Linked DNA regions of Homo sapiens: regions 2 and 3 are each linked to region 1. Evidence: chromatin loops called from intact Hi-C (ENCODE). Cell type or tissue: GM12878. All regions are shown on one strand.

The links. A loop is a pair of places that touch in the nucleus more often than their neighbours do. Peaks named below come from ENCODE experiments on the same cell type or tissue, not always from the same donor. Only the 100,000 strongest peaks of a DNase experiment are listed, where the experiment ranks them.
Region 2: a loop joins it to region 1, with 3 times the contacts of the local background. A loop is called at or near these places in 2 of 110 quality-filtered maps.
Region 3: it touches region 1 in a loop (2.3-fold over the local background); 3 of 110 quality-filtered maps call a loop at or near these places.

What each region holds. Positions count from the first base shown.
Region 1 is chr5:124,451,010-124,456,009 of GRCh38, reverse strand. No RefSeq gene overlaps it. Among named protein-coding and RNA genes, the nearest start is that of LINC01170, 15 kb to the right of the region's middle. In GM12878, no CTCF peak of the experiment used is centred here; DNase peaks (open chromatin) are centred at 2,209 and 2,625; H3K27ac peaks cover 294 bases.
Region 2 is chr5:124,723,029-124,728,028 of GRCh38, reverse strand. All of the region lies in intron 2 of ZNF608 (zinc finger protein 608), which reads left to right. Among named protein-coding and RNA genes, the nearest start is that of ZNF608, 21 kb to the left of the region's middle. In GM12878, a CTCF peak has its summit at 2,881; no DNase peak of the experiment used is centred here; H3K4me3 peaks cover 731 bases; H3K27ac peaks cover 2,125 bases.
Region 3 is chr5:124,522,660-124,527,659 of GRCh38, reverse strand. No RefSeq gene overlaps it. Among named protein-coding and RNA genes, the nearest start is that of LINC01170, 87 kb to the right of the region's middle. In GM12878, a CTCF peak has its summit at 2,921; a DNase peak (open chromatin) is centred at 2,889.

The DNA.
Region 1 (5,000 bases):
ACACGAGTTCTCAAATTGTTATCTTTCCTTAACGAAGAAAGGTGACAGGGTGAATTAGTTCTTCCTCCTTCAGAATAATGCTTTCCACATATCACCCTCTGCTGTGGTTGAGCTCCACCTACCTGGGAAGGCAGGTTATCCTCCATGACAGGGGAGACATCTGCAATATCTCTGCTCAACCAGGATTGTCCACCTTCATAAAGTCACAACGGCATTGAGATGCGGCTTTTCTTGCTGCATCTGTTTTGATGCAAAACCTACAAATGGAAAAAAGAATTTCCCAATCCCAAACACTCTGGGAAGCTCTTTGATCTTCTGTCTTGCAAGATGGGGTTCGAGTTTTAAGAAACAAATTTTTATGATTGCAAAGACCTTTGATGAGGCAAATAACATGCGGTAAACTAAGGAGTGATTTAAGATTTTGGTTTGCTAGGTTTCAGGAGCACCCCCCTTCCTTCTAATGATGTAGTGGAACATTCTCCACTTCAGTGACTTTTAAACATCGATGTTATTCCCCAGCAAACTTTCAAAATTGGTTTTATTTTTCTTACCTAACTGACGATTATAGGGTTCCTGTGAATTCTCTGCTCTTAGATAAGTTAGTGTTTCTGGATACAGAGAGTACTTGTTGGATGTCTGTTGGCTCAGTAGTTGTGTGTCACCCTGAGGCTCTGACTTAATTGGCAGCTCCACCCATGGGCAGTGGTGCCCCAGCAAGGGAAGGTGGGAAAGTTAGGCAGAGCAGAACGGCTGTTTCATTAAGTTCTCCTGACTACCTGGATTATTTGCTGTCTTAATCCCATCTTTTTTTTTAATTAATTTATCTTTTTATTACACTTTAAGTTCTAGGGTACATGAGCACAATGTGCAGGTTTGTTACATAGGTATACATGTGCCATATTGTTAACCCCATCTTTCAGGGCAGTAAAAAATAAAATAAAATAAAGATATTTCAAGGTGAAGTCTTACGTGATTGCTCCATAACTGTGGATCTCCTAAAAAGTATTTTTTTATGTGTGCCCCTCAACATTCTCAGTTGCCAGTGTGCCAAAATCGGATGAGTTGTAAAAGGTAAATATAAATTGAAAACAAAAGTGCCTACTGTAATATCTGGCACATAGTATTAAATAAATGTTAGTTGATACTGAACTATAGAGCCTTATACACAAATATCCTTCAAATGGAGAATTTTATATTGTAAAAGTCACATGATTCTCTTTTTATGCTGCCAGCAGTTCTCCATGATGGACATTCTAAATATTGAATATTATTATCTTTATTTTTGAAATGAAAGGGACGGGGAAAAAAATGTAAAAGATTAGCCTAAACGACGGTATGTGGTCACAGACAGAGGAAGCAGTCGAAGACTGATTTGTTTTATTCCATTTCATTTTTATTCAGAAAGGCAGAGGTGAGTTAGTTTTATAGGAAGTTGCAGTATCCAACTGTATTTTGTTTAATTTTTGAAACAATTTTGCTTATGTGGGTTATACTCGCTTTTAAGGTTTATTCCTGTTGAAACATGTAAATCTGGTTAATTAAAAAACTGCTGTGAAGTATTCCATTCTCAAATTCTCAAGTTTCTTGCCTTTTTTTTTAATAGTTAAAAAATTTCATTCCTTACTAAAGCAGGAATGTGTATGACAGTCATACAAGGCAATATTTCTCATGCTGGTCAAGATTTTTGGTTAAAATCTTAGCAAAGTCGTGGCAATCTTAGGAATTTAGATTTTCAGACACTGAGTAGTTGCATAAATTGGACAGTGGTTCTTTGATTTAGTTTTGTACGTGTATTCTAAGTAAGTTATTTATATAAATTACTAAACCTAACTCAGTATTTTTAATCATAATCTTCAGCATGCATCATTATATGTTGTAGAGGAAAAGAGCTTTTAATCTAGTGGAATTCCAAATCATCTGTGTTGCCGTTCCTGAGAGAAATAGATAATGTTTGGGTAATGGTTATCATGCAGTTGGTTTAGATGACTGTTGTGAACTGAGTGTTTGCATCTGCCCAAAATTCATAGGTTGAAACCGAAACCCCCAATGTGACTATATTTGGAGATAGGACCCATGAGATGATAAAGGCTAAATGAAGTTAAAGAGTGGGTTCCTAATCTCACAAGGCTGGTGCCCTTATAAAAAGAGGAAGAGAGATCAGAGCTGTCTCTCTCCATGTGAGGACACAGCAAGAAGGCTCTTGTCTGAAAGCCAAGCAGAGAGCCCTCAGCAGGAAACAAACCATGCTGGCAACCCCAAACCTGGACTTCCCAGGCTCCTTCACTGTGAGAAATCAACCTCTGTGGTCTAAGCCACCCAGTCTGGTATTTTGTTATGGCAGCTCGTGATGACTAATATAATAATCGATGTATTATAACACTTGTGGGGACCTCACAATTTTAAGGAGTGACAAAAACATGAGTCGTCCTGGGTTTTGTTTATACTCTGTGTCTCAGAATCAGTGAAGCAAAGAAGTTGATGCTGGAGTAATCTCTGCTACATCCTCAAAATGGCCCAATGAGGCCAGTGTTGAGAAATAAATTTATCGCTGCACATTATTATCATTACTACCTTAAGGATGAGGAAACTTACTTGCCAAGAGTCACACAGTTAAAGTACAAATTCAGAGGTCTTTCTATACCACACTGCCTTTTAGTTTCAAAATTCTGTCCTGAATCATTTTATTGGTATGACTTGCATCACCCTAAAGAGAGCTCTGATCTCAGGGAAGCTTTGTGCAAAAAAAGGGAACCATAGGAGCTGGATGACATTTAATTGACCCAGAAACTTCTAAAAATTCCAAAGGTGATGTTATGTGGAGTTACATGCCACTTACAGAAACCAGCTTCCAGCAAGTGGCTTACCAAGACTAAGGAGGTAGCAAAAGGTAACTGCTGAAGGTGAGAGAGTGGCTTGGTGCAGTGATTTCAGAATAGAATCTATCAGTCAAGGTCCTGGCAGGAAGAGTACTTTCAGGCTGGGTGTTTGATGAAAATTTCTAGGAGAACATGAACAGGGTTTTCAAAAAGTGACTAAGGCTGGTGTAGCACCCCTAAGGGGCATTAAGAATGCAGGGCCATTATTATCCCAGGCCTGAAGAGGACAGTGCGGGTGAGCAATTATAGGAGCCCAGAGAGAGAATTGTGTGGAAAGAGCTCCTGACAGGAGCTTTGACCTTCTGTGGAGAGTCACAGCCTGTCCACAGCGACCCTCATTCTCTTCCTACCCTCTGCACTCTGCAAACCAGGGGAAGTGGGGCAGTGGCTCAACACAAGCAGAAGCCAAAGGACAAGGGAGTGCTGATAGCTATATAAACCTCCTCCTGTGCGTGCACATGCATGTACACACACACACACGCACGCGCGAGAGTATAGAGAGAGGATCTGCCTGGACAGGCAGTTCAAATGTATCAGACTCCTTCATTGTGGCCCCTCAGTACTCTATGATCTGGCCTATCCCTGCCTTCCTGCTCACCACACACCACTCACTCTGCTCAGCCACACTGACCCTGGGCCATGGGTCATTTGTGCGATTCTCTGTGAGACATTGTTCTTCCTCAGCTCAAGCACGTCTTTTTCAGAGACCCCTTTCCCCCACCAGAGTTTCTGCTCTCCCTTAAGTTCTCCATTTTTACCCACATGTGACCCCACTCACCCTTTTCTTTGATTCCCTTGTTTTGTTTCCTTCGTGCAGCCCCTAGTTTCTTAGCTTGGGAAGATACTTATCATTCATCATCCCCTGTATTTTTGAAAACTCCAGGAGATCTGGGCCTTGTCTGCTTTGTTCCCTGCTCTATCTTTAGCCCCTGGAACAGTGCCTGGCATTTTGTAGGCTCTTGAGATAGGCTTGTTGAATTGCCGAATGAGTGAATGAATGAACAAATGGAGTGTTTGGGGTGTACAGTGTAAAGCACAACTTAATAACTAAGACTCTGGAATGTAGCAAATAAATAAAGTGGCCGAGGGCATCAGGCAGAGATATGTGGAGTTCTATAGCAAAGAGCATCAAATTATGTCTTTATGCTGTCGCTGTTGAATTTACTGGCCCCAGGATTACACTGAACAAAGTCCTTATTGAACCCAGCATTTCAACAGTGCTGTCCTTGCTGCCTGTTAGAAAGCATAAACTGGAAGTCTTGATAAGTGGCAGCAAATGCTCTTGTTTTCCGTGAGCATCTCGGAAACATCAGGGACAAAGTCAATTTGATGCTTTTCTTGAGAAAGCCCATCAGTTTAGGTGATGCGTTTACATTTTTTTCATACTATATGATTTAATTCTCCATACTGTTCCTATATATCAGAGTTTTTGATCTTGATTCCTTTGACTAGGATTTTAAATATGTTTATTGAATTAAATTTCTTATTCAATTTATGGGTCAAGGGGGTCCAGTATGCCCCATTAGCTGATAGATGGACTGACCATGATGCTATTTTTTTCTGCCAAGCTAAGCTTCTCCTAAGCTGCATTTCTGTTTGGTCAAGGAAATCCTCCCCCTCCTTCCATCTCCACTTCCCTCAGTAGCGCCTTTACTTAACACTTGTAGATTTTTTTGGTGATTTACAAAAATCACATTTTCCCTTTTAGAAATAATTGATCTTTGAATCTGGGGATTCTTGCCCCACTTAAGATACTTAAAGAAACTCTAGTGAGTGTGTGAATTAATTAAGAGGTATTGAGTGGCTCCACCATGCTGGGTGCTATCTGGGCCCTGAAAACACCAGGAAGAACAAGACAGACTTGGTTCACTTCTTATGGAGCTTCTTGTGAGTTGGGGGAAGATTTTTTAAAAACCAAGAAAATATAAAATAAAGAAAGGAATTATAAGCTGTGTAAGGTAGAGCATCCCCAGGGGCCCCACTTTAGGCAGAGCCATCAAGGGGGCCCTTTCTGAGGGGTAATCAAAAGGTAGATGGGAAAAGCAGGTGGGAGGGGGGCACTCTGGACAAAGGGAACAAGGCCAAGTCCCTGAGTGAAGGAGGAAATGCTATATTTGTGGCAGT
Region 2 (5,000 bases), 270 kb before region 1:
GTGGCTCACCCCCTGTAATCCCAGGACTTTGGGAAGCCGAGGCGGGCAGATCACCTGAGGTCGAGAGTTCGAGACCAGCCCGACCAACATGGACAAACCCTGTCTCTACTAAAAATACAAAATTAGTCGGGCATGGTGGCACATGCCTGTAATCCCAGCTACTTGGGAGGCTGAGGCAAGAGAATCGCTTTAACCCGGGAGATGGAGGTTGTGGTGAGCCGAGGTCATGCCATTGCACTCTAGCCTGGGCAACAAGAATGAAACTCTGTCTTAAAAAAAAAAAAAAAAAAAAAAAGGATACCTGGAGCTGGCAACAAGATACAACTGATGAGGCTGAAGCTGTATCTGATGTGTGTGGTTTTTTTTTTTTTTTTTTGGTCTGATTTTTTTTTTTAAGGGACTTTTATAACTAAGAAGTGAAGTTCAATAAGGACCTAATAAGAAAATGAGATCTTGAGGATTGATACCATCTTGAGAGTAGTATATATGTTATATATTTCTTTTTTCCATATTTGTTAATATCTTTTTACATATACATTCATTTCTAGAATTTCTGCATATTTCTAACATACCCAATGAAATTGATTTGAGAAAGAGAAATAATAGAAGTAGTATGCATAAACTGACAAAGATACTGTGAGGGCAGCTATACAAGGTCAAGACCAACTGGAATCCCAAGGACAGAAGTCAGAAAGATAATGGATGTGATAAACTCAGTACAGCCTGTATAAGCAGTGATACTTTTTTATTTCCTCTGAAGCCTTGACTTGGGGAGAGGAGAGGGTTTTAGAGTTGACAGAGCACAGGGTTGTGAAATTTTCTATTGAAAATCCTGGCACATTTAGAACACAGTGGAGAAGAAATTTACTGGAGGAGATTTGCCCACTTGTTGCAAAACTCTGTTGCTGTCACTGTAAGACCTTTGGTGCTAGGAACTATAGGTAAAGGGATGAAGTTGAAGTGTAGGATCTCACTGTGATTTTGAAGCTCTGTTACAGGGTAGAGGCCTGTGTTAAGTACAAGCTTGAGATGGGAGAGAAAGAGCAGATACAGCAACTGATGCTGAATTGAGAGAGGATCCAAAGCCCGGAATCCCAGTTGGTTGGATGTTTGCACTTTTTTTTTGTCTGGAGATGCTTCCTAGTCTGTTTCTTGACCGACTGCACATGCTGTTAAATCCACTCAGGTAACACATATGTGTTGGGCGCACAGCCCATGTCCAGATTGGACTCGGAGTTGGGCAGAGGCCAGGTCATGCAGGGCCTTGTAGGCCATGGTAAGGAATTTGGATTTTAGCTTGAATGCGATGAGAAACCATTTCAGAATTTTGAGCAAGGCAGTGACTTTTTTTTTTTTTTTTTTTTTTAAACAAATCTTACTGTTGACTGTTGTATAGAGAATTGACTGTAGAGAGGCAAGAAGAGGACAAGGGAAATCAGTTGCAAGACTTTTTCAGTGGTCCTGGTGAGAGAAGATAGGCTTCTTTGGTAGGCATGGAAGTGGTGGGAAGTGGCAAGAAATGGTCACGTTGTCCTGAGATAATGAGGATATGGATATATGTGGAGTTGTGAAAGAATGAGAATTAAGGAAAATACCTGGATTTTGGAGGTGGATGGAATCAAGAGTTGTGACTCATTTTTGATATATCCTGTGGCTGCCAAGTGATTATGGTCCTTCCACAGGAAGGCCAGGGCTGGAGACACCTATGGGCAAATAGGTGGGCTTTAAAGTTATTGGGCTGGAAGAGGTCACCTCTAGAGTTAGTTCCAATGGAAAAGACTAGGGCCCAGAGGTGGGCTATGGAGCAGTAGGAGCCAGCGCCGTGTCCATTGAGGGGGAAGAAAACCCAGCCAGTCTGGTGTTTCTGGAAAGCAATGGAAGAAATTCTAGCAAGGAAGGTGTGATCAGCTGTGTCAATTGCTGCCAAGAAGTCAGGTTAAAATGAGACTCAGAATTGATTTTTGGTGACATTAGCACAAATCGTTTCTGGGGTAAAGGGTAGTGATGGGGAAATAAAAAGTTTGATTAGAGTGCTTGGATTTTTTGTGGGAGGTGAGAAAAAACAGGACACTATGAATATAGCACCCTTTTCTATAAGGGGCAAAGAGATCAGGGAATATCTGTCATTTTTTAAAGTGGAGAACTCTCACAGCCTGTTTGTATGCTGATGGGAATGATGAGAGAGGGGTGGAGAAGAGCTGTCCATACTAGAGAGAGAGAGGAGACAGTGTCCTGAAATAGGGTGCATCCATGGGTCTCTGGAGCTAGGACAGTCCTCCATTATAACAGGAGAAAGTCAGAGAATATGTACAGATTTAGGAGTGGTACAGTTTTTTCTAGGAAAAAACTAGAGCGTTTTCATTTTATCACTGTGCAGGGTATTGTTGCTGTGTTAAGGGATTAAAAAAAATACACATGTCATAGACAGCAGTTAAATATTCATTTCCTTGCCTCCTCCTACAGTTTAGAAGCTTTGGCCATTTTGTGTTCTGACAGCAAAAATAATTAGAATGGGGGAGGTATAAAAGCAGGTCTCAATCTGTTCTTTCATTTGTTCATTCCTTTATTCATTCCTTACTTTGTTTACCCAGCAAAAATACCTAGTAAAAATATTTCCTCAGCAAACATTTTTTTGAATGTCTATTATATGCCTAGCACAGTCTGGGTCCTGGAGGTACAGTAGTGAAGAAACCAAGTCTCTGCTATCATGAAGCTTATATTCAAATTTATTCCAGACAAATAAATATATTTTGGTTGGCGTTACGTGCTATAAGGGAGAATCAAGCAGGAGAAGGTGGTAGAAAGAGATGGTGGAAAAGAAGAATTTTATTTGTTTATGTTTGAGTAGGGACCTGAGTACAGTTAGGAGCCATTTGGCCCCCTTGTGGAGGGAACTTTTTAGACCCAGGACCTGTGTACAATCCCCCCGGGGGTCGAGGAGAGGGAGAGTGTATTTGGTGTGTTTGAGGAGACACCAGAGTGACTGAAGCTGGATGAGGGAGAGAGGAGAGTTCCAGAAGATGAAATCTAAGATGGAGCTTGAGGCCAGGCTCCAGAGAGCCTTCCAGAACCAAGTAAGACTCAGAAAGGTGGGAGAGACTGGGGGGCTTTGCGCAGAGGAGGGACAGGCTGTGACTTAAGTTCTAAACGTATCTCAGTGTGTGGGAACTGATCCTAAGCTTAACCTCTGGCTTTTGATTTCATTCTCATTTCTCAGTGGTTGAGGGAGATGATGTTACCCCGTGTGAATTATATTAACTGATTTCACATGCAAGATCGTAAATACTGAGTCCTTTTTCAGAGAGTGGACAAAATGGTACCTTTCTCTGAAGACATTAATTGAAAGAGTATTACTTTCCCCAGAGAACGTATTCCAGGTGTCTCTGGTTGTGTACACACACACACACACACACACACACGTGCTGTTGAATTAATATAGCTGATGTTTACTAAAGTTACAAATAACAAAAAATTGGAAATGATGAGGTAATAATATAAATAGAAATGCCAGTCTTTTTTTTTTTTTTTTTTTGCACTCTTTGCATACTCCCTGGGTTTGACCATGTCTCCTACTTAGGAGACTGGTCCAGAGCCCTGAGAAATTAGTTGCATTTATTACTTTTTGACTATTTTTTTTAAATTAAAAAAAGAGGTCAGAAATTGGTAAAAGTTCAAACTACACTAAAATGTTATATAATGAAAAGTAGGTTTTACTTCCCCCTTATGCCCCCCAGACTGTTCCCTAGAGCCAATTATTTTGAACAGTTTTGTATGTCCTCGAAATAGTCCCCGTATGTTCAAGAATATATATTTATATTTTTGTCCCCTTATACAAATCACAGCATATTAAAGAAACTGATCTGCACCTTTAAAATGTTCCTTTGAACATCTTTGCACATGTGTGTTTCAAAATTTAATTGCCCCCCAACTTGATTGCATCCGTTTGCATTCCCAGCAATGGTGGAACATGAATTGCCTGTAGTTTCTACAATTTAATACTGTGAGTTATAATTTTCTGGCTTTAATCTGTGCTAATCTGATAGTAATCTATTATTTTAATTTGCATTTTTCATGGGTACAAGCCATTGTATTTATTTTCCTAAATATTGATAATTTATAACCTTTGATTATCTAGTGAGTTGTTGGCCATTTCTTATTTTAAAGTATTTCAGTGTATAATAATTAAATATATAATTTTTTCATGTGTTTTGCAAATTTTTTTATGTGCTTTGCAAATATTTTTTCCCATCTCTTCATTTGTCGTTTGATTCTGTTTATGCTGTTCCTCCCCCTACTCCGTGCAAATATCTTAAACTGTATAGTCAGATTCATTGATTGATGGAGTCAGCGTCTCACTCCATCACCCAGGCTGGAGTGCAGTGGCACGATCTCTGGTCATTGCAACCTCTGCCTCCTGGGTTCAAGTGATTCTCCTGCCTCAGCCTCTCGAGTGGCTGGAATTACAGGTGCCCACCACCATGACTGGTTAATTTTTGTACTTCTAGTAGAGATGGGGTTTCACCATGTTGGCTGGGCTGGTCCTGAACTCCTGGCCTCAGGTGATCCACCCACCTTGGCCTCCCAAAGTGCTGGGATTACAGGGGTGAGCCACTGTGCCCAGCCAAACATTTTTATTTATTAACCTTGGAGTAAGAAATGTCTCCCTAAACCAATACAAAACCCCTTAGCCATAAAAGGCAATGAATTATAAATCTGACTATAAGGCAGGGCGCGGCTCACGCCTATAATCCCAGTACTTTGGGAGGCAGAGGCGGGTGAATCACCTGAGACCAGGAATGCAAAACCAGCCTGGCCAATATGGAGAAACCTTGTAGCTGGGAGTGGTGTCGCGTGCCTGTAATCCCACCTATTTGAGAGGCTGAGAACCGAGAATTGCTTGAACTGGGGAGGCGGAGGCTGCAGTGAGCCAAGATCGTGCCACTGCACTCCAGCCTGGGAAACACAGAAAGACCTTGTCTCAAAAAAAAAAAAAAAATTTT
Region 3 (5,000 bases), 72 kb before region 1:
TGGTTCCTTCCCTGCACCCCCACACCCCCGGTCTCTCTTCCAGGAGTTTTTTGCTATAATAGATGTGCTGGCTATTTTTTCACTGGCACTCTTGATAGAAGCTGCCTGGCAGTAAATACTGCACACTACTGCAGACTGCCTCCAACCGGATTTCTTAATCCTTAGCTTGTTCCAATACTGGTATGGCTGAGTTAGCACATTGGGTGCAATAAAACACTAGGGCTGGTCTGAGATAGAGAGAGACAAAAAAGCCTTCCTCATTCTCAAAATTCTTTCAAAAGGCTTTATTTCTGGAGTCAGAGATAAAACAGGCTAAAGTCCATAAGCAAACGATGAACTTTGAAGTCCAGGCTGCTGAGACTCAGCAGCGCTCTAGATGGGGAACGCAATCATCATTGCTTGCAATAGGTTTGCGTTGCCATTTTGTAAGCTGCCTTCTTATGTGTAAAAATGGAATGGAAGGCTTAAAAAAATCTTACTGCCTCTTGGCCACCCTTAAATTACACTGGTCTCAAAAGCCATTTTTCAATGGAGCAGAAAATATGGGGCCATGTAGAATCTCCATATTCCATTAGTAAATACAGTGAAAAAAGAAAAAAAAAGACTGATATAAAAAATTTTAAAATCGCATTTGCACAAGAAGTAAGGTGATTTCCATAAGGAGACTTCTGGTTTGTAAGTCTGTGAACGGCATATAGGAAAATCAGAATTACTGACATATTTGGTATTAATTAGTAAACAAGTTGTGGAGACTGCTAGCTGTCCACCAAAACCACTTTTCTATTTCCTTCATGGTAACGGAAGCTGTACAATGACTGCCTAGACACCTTACACTTCCCAATTGCCTTTGCAGTTCAGTGAGGCCAGGAGGCATAAAAGGAGAATATAGTAGTTTGTAGTCTCATGTCTGGACTTCAGAATTTTTTTTTTTGGCAGTAATGATATGATTTTGGATTGCAGGAAAAGCAATCAGAAGTCATTATTTCCTTGAATAGCAAAATCTTTAAAGCATAGTATTCTTTTTTTTTAATCTTTTTTTTTTATTATACTTTAAGTTTTAGGGTACATGTGCACAATGTGCAGGTTAGTTACATATGTATACATGTGACATGCTGGTGCGCTGCACCCACTAACTCGTCATCTAGCATTAGGTATATCTCCCAGTGCTATCCCTCCCCCCTCCCCCCACCCCACACCAGTCCCCAGAGTGTGATGTTCCCCTTCCTGTGTCCGTGTGTTCTCATTGTTCAATTCCCACCTATGAGTGAGAATATGCAGTGTTTGGTTTTTTGTTCTTGCGATAGTTTACTGAGAATGATGATTTCCAATTTCATCCATGTCCCTGCAAAGGACATGAACTCATCATTTTTTATGGCTGCATAGTATTCCGTAGTGTATATGTGCCACATTTTCTTAATCCAGTCTATGATTGTTTGACATTTGGGTTGGTTCCAAGTCTTTGCTATTGTGAACAGTGCCGCAATAAACATATGTGTGCATGTGTCTTTATAGCAGCATGATTTATAGTCCTTTGGGTATATACCCAGTAATGGGATGGCTGGGTCAAATGGTATTTCTAGTTCTAGATCCCTGAGGAATCGCCACAGTGACTTCCACAAGGGTTGAACTAGTTTACAGTCCCACCAACAGTGTAAAAGTGTTCCTATTTCTCCACATCCTCTCTAGCACCTGTTGTTTCCTGACTTTTTAATGATTGCCATTCTCACTGGTGTGAGATGATATCTCATTGCGGTTTTGATTTGCATTTCTCTGATGGCCAGTGATGGTGAGCATTTTTTCATGTGTTTTTTGGCTGCATAAATGTCTTCTTTTGAAAAGTGTCTGTTCATGTCCTTTGCCCACTTTTTGATGGGGTTGTTTGTTTTTTTCTTGTAAATTTGTTTCAGTTCATTGTAGATTCTGGATATTAGCCCTTTGTGAGATGAGTAGGTTGTGAAAATTTTCTCCCATTTTGTGGGTTGCCTGTTCACTCTGATGGTAGTTTCTTTTGCTGTGCAGAAGCTCTTTAGTTTAATTAGATCCCATTTGTCAATTTTGGCTTTTGTTGCCATTGCTTTTGGTGTTTTAGACATGAAGTCCTTGCCCATGCCTATGTCCTGAATGGTAATGCCTAGGTTTTCTCCTAGGGTTTTTATGGTGAAGCATAATATTCTTAGGAATGCATCTTACCTATCAAAAGCTAACAGCATGTGTGGATGTGGTGAGCATCCAGCTCATAACTATATTTGATTGTACTCATATTCCTCTCCAGGTGTTCAGTTCAGAATAGCATAAACTCTTCGTAAGGTGTGATCATATCCTTAAGTCAGTGAAAAATGTAGGGGTTAAGCTGGATAAAGAGCCATTTAGAGAAATATTGAAGGCAGATGGAGATTTAATTCACATTGAGAGACCAAGGCCAGGGTGTGCTGGCCTGGTAGGGGATGGAGGCTTGGCATGGTGGTGGAATCCTTGGGTATGGGGTGGAAACATGAGGGAGAAGGCTTATATTCAAAGCAGAACTGGAGGGCCTGGGGACAGGTGAGCAGATAAGAGTATAAATTGACAGCAGGGCTCAGAACAAAGGTTTCTGGAAAGAGTCTAGCAGTTTGGTGTTAGGAGGAAGTAGATGTCAAAGGGATATTAATGCAGGTGGCTACAAAGCCTGAGCAGGTGGTCAGCAACCTGGAGATCCACGGAAACTGGAAAGGCAAGACAAAGAAGGCAAAATGGATGCACAATGAAAACATAAAGGGGAGATTTTGACAGGGATGCCAAGCTGACGTTAGCCAGAGGCTTTCTCATATTCATTTAGGGCAGTGCCAGACCTGCAAAGGGAGCTACCTGCTGCTTCATCTCTGCTGCCTTTATCAGCTCTGGTGGAGGGAGTCATAGCAGAAGTGAAACTCAGAGACCTCCTGGTGGCCAGAAAGAGAGTCATCTCATTGTTCTTGTAGTGGAGAAAAGTCGTGCACCGCCTCAGAAGGTACAGTTGTAATGGCATACTGCTTTCGGGGCTTGATGGGCTTCAGTCTTAGCCCATGTCAAAGTCCTGGTGACTTTTCCAAACGGAGTAGTCACACTGAGGTTAAAAGCAGAGAAAATACAAAGGGAGCCTTCACAGCCCTTTGGAAACCCAACCATACCAACTGTTTGGCCTATGTTCCTTGAAGTTTTACATGGAAGAGATTCCAGAAAGAGAGTACTACAGCAATAGACTTCTCTCATTTCCAAATTGCGGTTGTGGTCCTAGAATCTTCTTGTCAACAGGAGAACTCACTCTTTCAAATGGGAAATAAGCTCTTTTCTGATCTTTCCTAATAGAAAGTAGGCCAAAGGTTTTTCTAGGACAGCAATGTCATTTTGAATTTCATGGTTACCCATGGCAGCTTCCAGTGGAGGCTTGATTTATATCCGGATCCTTGTGATTTTAGAGATGAAGTCAGCTTTGCTTTGGGATTCTAATTTCCAATTAACAAACACATTATTTTATGATAACTCTGGTTTAATGACTAACAAGAATGATTAACAGAAGGTCAACTGTATTCAGAAAGGCAGGGCAACCCTCAGAGTCACACGTACTTCTTTCCTTAGAGATGACAATATCCAATGTTGTTATGAATTTTCATGAGAATTAATACTTGGATTCGCGTCTCTGCTGAAGGTCTTTGATGATGGAACTAAAACAAGCAAGCAAATAGCTCTTCGAGCTTCATGTGGAAAAAGCCCTTAATTTATTACTAATGTCTTGTTAATCATAGAAAAACTGGAGCAAGGGAAATGGGACCAGTTAACTTTGAGTATGTACAGTGTTGTGGTGGTTTTGCACCTTGAAGATAACCTTAGTCAGAGTGGAAGCCAAATAACTGAGTCCAAGCTGGGTGCAGTGGCTCACCCCTGTAATCCCAACACTTTGGGTGCCTGAGGTAGGAGGATTGTTTGAGCCCAGGAGTTCAAGATCAGGCTGAGCAACATATTCAGACCCCATCTCTACAAAAAATAAAAAAAATTAGCTGGGTGTGGTGGCATGCACCTGTAGTCCTAGCTACTTAGAATACTGAGGCAGGAGGATTGCTTGAGCCCAGGAGTTCGAGTCTGCAATGGGCTACCATTATGTCATTGCACTCTAGCCTGGGCAACAGAGCAAGACTTCATTTCTAACAAACAAACAGACAGACAAAACCCAGGTCTAGATTAGTAACAAAACACTTAAGCTCTGCTTCTTTTTATCACAGTCTTATTGCTCCTGACCCCAAGCTTTCCTCCAGTTTGCACTCCTGAGACAGTCCATGCACATTTTAAGTGGTCTAAAAGGAGTCTTGCCAATCAGATCGTTTGTTACTAAACTCTCAGAATCCCTAATTAAATGTCCAGCCCCTGAGATCAAGGCTTTGGCTATGCCTGGGTATTTTACAGAGCTTTTGTTTTATGAGCTTGAGAAATATTCCTGTTCTTCTCTTCATGCCAATCCACATCTCCAGAAAATTGAGGAGAGGGCAGTCCCTGGGCAAGCCTTCTTGCTTTTACTCAGAGACAATTTTTCTTGCCAATTTTCCTGATGGTCTTTGGCTGAAGAGGAAGGGAGTTCCAGTGGGAACCTGATTTATGTGTTTAAGATGAAATCTGGATTGTAATTTCCCAAGAACAAACATATTACTTTATAACAAGCAAATACCCTTGCAACCTTGCCTTTAGTTTAGAGACCAACAAGCATGGGTAGCAGAGGGTCAATGTGGCAGATGCTGCAGATCTTCCTGCTTAAGACCTCTTCTTTCTAGCATGTCCTCCTAGACATGGTAGCCTGGTAAGCTGGAAACTGTATCTCACAGATTCCTTTGCAGTTAGAGGTACCTCTGACCTTCATTCTTCAAGTGGACACATCTGTGTCCGGAATTGGTGAGTTCGTGGTCTCACTGACTTCAAGAATGAAGCCACGGACCCTCGCGGTGAGTGTTACAGTTCTTAAAGGCGGCGTGTCTGGAGTTTGTTCCTTCTGATCT